Linked DNA regions of Homo sapiens: region 2 is linked to region 1. A link is a loop called in an ENCODE intact Hi-C map of the cell type or tissue named here. Cell type or tissue: transverse colon. All regions are shown on one strand. Region 1 overlaps JAM3 (junctional adhesion molecule 3). Region 2 overlaps JAM3 (junctional adhesion molecule 3).

What was found. Hi-C counts contacts between places; a loop is a spot of excess contacts. Peaks named below come from ENCODE experiments on the same cell type or tissue, not always from the same donor. Only the 100,000 strongest peaks of a DNase experiment are listed, where the experiment ranks them.
Region 2: it touches region 1 in a loop (4-fold over the local background); 45 of 110 quality-filtered maps call a loop at or near these places.

The regions. Positions count from the first base shown.
Region 1 is chr11:134,118,944-134,121,443 of GRCh38, reverse strand. All of the region lies in intron 1 of JAM3 (junctional adhesion molecule 3), which reads right to left. Among named protein-coding and RNA genes, the nearest start is that of SNORD153, 31 kb to the left of the region's middle. In transverse colon, no CTCF peak of the experiment used is centred here; a DNase peak (open chromatin) is centred at 1,203; H3K4me3 peaks cover 385 bases; H3K27ac peaks cover 2,500 bases.
Region 2 is chr11:134,071,324-134,073,823 of GRCh38, reverse strand. All of the region lies in intron 1 of JAM3 (junctional adhesion molecule 3), which reads right to left. Among named protein-coding and RNA genes, the nearest start is that of JAM3, 3.5 kb to the right of the region's middle. In transverse colon, no CTCF peak of the experiment used is centred here; no DNase peak of the experiment used is centred here; H3K27ac peaks cover 737 bases; H3K27me3 peaks cover 1,520 bases.

The DNA.
Region 1 (2,500 bases):
GAGAGGAAATGAGGAAATACTGACTCGCTTCTGCTCACAATGGCCTTCCTAGCTCACACGGCTCCTCAGATTCTTCTCTGGAACTACTGTGTTCTGTTTCCCCTTCCCTTTCCTAATTTGGAACAATTTTAGCAGCTGTGGACAACAACTGCAGTTTCTTATTTCAGTTTTGAGAGACCTTCCGGAAACTCTGCCAGAGTCTGCGGATCTGATGCCAGACAAGTTATATGACAATCACTTCGCTTGTTTAAAATACCATTTCCCAACCCACCTCCTCACGCCCTGGAGCACAGTCCCCCAGTTCTAACTCAACAGGCTGGGAAAGGTCTGGATCTGCACTGTCCCCAGCCTCTGGAGTGACGCTATGCACAGCCCCATTTGGGATGCCCTACTGAGGCACTCCTTCTGTGGGGGCCAGACCCAGCATCTGCGGTTGGTGCACAGAAACACAGCTCTATTGTTGAGCATGAGGATGACGCCTGCTTTCCTGTACTATTCTGAAGAGTTACTGGCTATAAAATGCTTCTACAGCTTCAGGCAAAAAGAACTAACATAAAATATTATTAAAACAATACATTTAAGCCATAACAGATATTGAGGTAATGTTAGTCTCAGCCCACAAATTTCCTGATTCCATAGAGCCTGGCTCATTTTGATGGATTTTGCTAAGAGTTTTCACATAATGGCGTGAGCATCCTGAAGCAGAGTGAGGGTCCATGAAAAACTGAACTCCCAGATTCGTCAAGGTTTGAATGTGCAAACTCCCCGTCCTCTTTCCTTGTGGTAGTGAAACTCATCGGAATAGCAGAGCAGACTTGTTGACTCATGAACAGAATGCTGGGGCACTGGGAGACGGGAGGCTTCCAACATTAACAATGGCTACTAACATTTAACTGCAGAGATGCTGAGAGAAAAATCAATGGTTGTCTTAGCTTTCCACGAAAAATTAAATTAATTTGGGTTTATACTCATTACAGTAAGCCAAGAAGGAAAAGAAGTTCTTTTAGAAAATGTTTCCACTCTGAATCTGATGTGTTGCTCACTAAGAACTAGTTTATGCATGTCTGGCTCTCTAAGGAGTTATATTTAGCTTGCTGGCATTCTGTCCAGTTTGTCTCTTGCTCAAAAGACATTTTTCCTTGACCAGGACTCACGTCAGCATGCATTACTGCGAGGCTGCACTAGCCGCTGAGGCTCAAGCCTAAACATACAACGGCAGCGCAGGCTTTCTAGTGGAGAAAGGCTACATGTTTACCCTTCACAGCAGACCGCTGCTGTACAGCTGCTTCGCAGAGTCTACCCTAGAGAAGAATATATCCCATAAAATAGCATCTTTGCAGCAATGTCTTAGTTCCTTCACCAATTTTTTAAGGAATTTAAGAGAAAATGGGGGGTGGGAGGTGGGGGTGGATAAAGAACACATATCAGCATTTTACAGACCCACTCACCCATACACACAGCAAAGTATATAGTAAATCGATCAAATATGGGTTCTGACAAGAGCACAGCCAGCTGAAGTCCTGGTTATATTTTGTGACCTGGCTTAACTAAATGGTTATATACAAAACAGACCATTGAAAATGAAAGTACAAAAAGACCCAACCAAGTATCATGGAATTCCAAATAAACCTAGCTGTGAGGGTTAATTTTATGTGTCAACTTGGAGGGTTTTTAAGATGAGATTAACATTTAAATTTGTGAACTTTCAGTAAAGCAGACTGCCCTCCATAATGAGGGCGGGCCTCACCTGATCATTTAAATAAAACACAAAGACTGGCCTCCTCTCCAAGAGGAAACTCCTCCAGCAGACTGCCCTGCAGACTTCACTGGCATCGTCGACTCTCCTGGGTCTCCAGCCTGCTAGCCCATACTGCAGATTCTGAACTCACCAGCTTTCTTAATCGTGTGAGTCAATTCCTTATAATACATCTCTATCTCTCTATCTCCTAATAGTTCTGTTTCTCTGGAGAATCCTAAACACTAATACTCTGGCAATGGCACTTCTTAAAAGAAAAATCTTAAGTCATTTCACTGTATAGACATTATATGAAAAGCTCTTCCAGTGGCGATCCTAAAAGCTGAGTCAGAGCAGTACCATGTAACACCCCAGGGTTAAGCCAGCAGGAAGACCTCAAAGCAGGTGCTATTTCTTTGAGTGTACAATCTTTTCTTTCTATTTGATTCTATCATTTCCAAACCCAAACCACCAAAGACTTCTTGCCAGTCGTGCTGACTCATGCCTGTGATCCCAGCACTTTGGGAGACTGAGGAGGGCAGATCACTTGAGATCAGGAGTTTGAGACCAGCCTGGCCAACATGGCGGAACTCTGTCTCTACTAAAAAAAAAAATACAAAAATTAGCCGATGTGCTTGCTTGAACCCAGGAGGTAAAGGCTGCAGTGAGTTGAGATCATGCCACTGCATTCCAGCCTGAGCAACAAAAGCAAGACTCTGTATCAAAAAAAAAAAAAAAAGATTTCTTGAGCACAAATCTGATTAA
Region 2 (2,500 bases), 48 kb after region 1:
AGATAAACTGAATATTTACTAGAATCACCTCTGGAAAGATACAAAAAAATTAAATTCAGCCTCTGTTACCAACAAAATGTTTATTATCATTGAGAAAATACAATGCACTGACACCTAACAACTAAAGCCCAATGTAAATCGGAGTCAATTACCCTGGCTCTTTAAGGACTGGCGATGTTTTACCCATTTTGCAACCCTAGCACACAGAACAGTGCCTGACACGTCATAGATACTCAATAAATGGGTGTTGTACTAAACTGAACTAGAGACTATGATCTAAGCTTATTTAGAGATAGGAAGGATCACTGTGGGCTGAGGTTGTCAAACATAGCAGATAGCATGACTATGGCAGAATTTGATTTTGGCAATAATTTTCAGGAAGAAGGCTGAACCATAGAAACCTTGGGAAACTGCAAATGAAAGATAATGTAAGAAAAAATGTTCATATAGTCCTAACTCTATTAAATAGTTTGATGTCTTTATACAAGCAGCACTGAAACCTCTGCTGTATGTATTAACTACTCATGGGAAATGTAATATATAACACATAACAAATACTACTTAAAACCAAAAGAAACACACCAACACAAAACACTACAGCATTCCTGGGACATCAGAAACAAGGGCTAACTCTCAGGAAGCTTTCTGTGTGCCATGCCAAGAAGCAGAGAGACAGTCAATTAAGGCTTTAGCTCTCCATATAGAGTACCACAGTGGATACTGTCCTTGCTAAACTAGGTGTAAAAGAATGTGCTTACCAAAACTTTCTTTCGGGATCGCTTTACACTCCAGTGAAGCTATTTGCATATACTGCTAGAATTCTGAGAGTACATGCAAAGATCTGAAATTTGCATTCAACTTTGACAGCATAACATTCACACCACCTGACTATAAACATCTTTTTTTTTCCCCCAAGACGGAGTTTCACTCTTGTACCCCAGGCAAGAGTGCAGTGGCGCAATCTCAGCTCACTGCAACCTCCACCTCCCGGGTTCAAGCGATTCTCCTGCCTCAGCCTCCAGAGTAGCTGGGACTACAGGCAAGCACCAGCACGCCCGGCTAATTTTTGTATTTTTAGTAGAGACAGGGCTTCATCATGTTGGCCAAGATGTTCTTGATCTCCTGATCTTGTGATCCGCCCACCTCGGCTTCCCAAAGTGCTGGCGTGAGCCACTGTACCCGGCCAACTATAAACATATCTTAAAAGAGAATCCAGCTGGGCGTGGTGGCTCACGCCTGTAATCTCAGCACTTTGGTAGGCCAAGGCGGGCAGGTCACTTGAGGTCAGGAGTTCAAGACCAGCCTGGCCAACATGGTGAAACCCCATGTCTACTAAAAACAATAAAAAAATTAGTCAGGCAAGGTGGCACGCATCTGTAATCTCAGCTACTCGGGAGGCTGAGGCAGGAGAATGGCTTTAACCTGGGAGGCGGAGTTTTGCAGTGAGTTTTGCAGTGAGCTGAGCTCATGCCACTGCATCAGAAACTCAGTCTCAAAAAAAAAAAAAAATCCAACTTCACCACTAGGGTATTCTTCAGCAGACTCCATACATCCTAACTTCATTCACACATATTTTCCTTTCTTTTACTACATTTGTGCTTTTAAAAAATTCAAAGAATTTATGGAGAAGGAATTTGCTAATACCACATCTCTAACAGCTGCTAGTCGAATGTACTAAATCCATAGCTGCGTCTGTTACATTATGTGGCCATCTTATACTTGAGGAAAGTCTGGTTGCTTTCAAAAGAACTGATTTAAACCCACCCCATGGAGTTTAAGAACAAGTTCCATGGAGCTTAGGGGTTGTGTGGATAATTCTGCCTGAATGTAATACTGCAATTACTTATGATTAAGTATCTCTAGTACTTATCCATTCAGTCTCCTTAGCCTGAAGCACTGAAGAACAAATGCCCATCAACAAGTCATGTGGGAATGAGCAGCTGATATAAAGTACTGCATGCTTTCAAGACAGGTGTTCTTTGTTTTTTTTAAAACATACACACAAGTCTGACAATGATTATATCTGCCAGATAATTAAGAATTAGAACATAAAAGAATATGCCATTCTAAAAAACGTTACTGGAGTCCAAACAGATGCAAATAAAAGAATTAAACATTTTTTCAAAAATTTCCCAGAAATTTTGATTTTCAGATTTTGATATGCTTCAGCACACAAGTTGTCTTATCTGAAGAATGAAAACTGTTGCTGTTTTAATTCTAAATAAGGCACTTCTCTCTAGAATATCAAAGATTTGGAAACCTAACACTAATGAGTACACAATCATTCAAAAAAGCCATGTGGCATAACATTTGTAAAGCTGAACTGCACCTGTCATGAGTCAACAAAAGAATATTTTATATACAAACCACATAGTGTTGAAAACTTGATAATCTGTTTAAACTGATCCATTAAAAGAACTCCACCGTCAAATGGAATAATACAAATAACTAAAAATTGGATTAACACAAATAATGAAGGATTTCCCATTTAAAACGCACA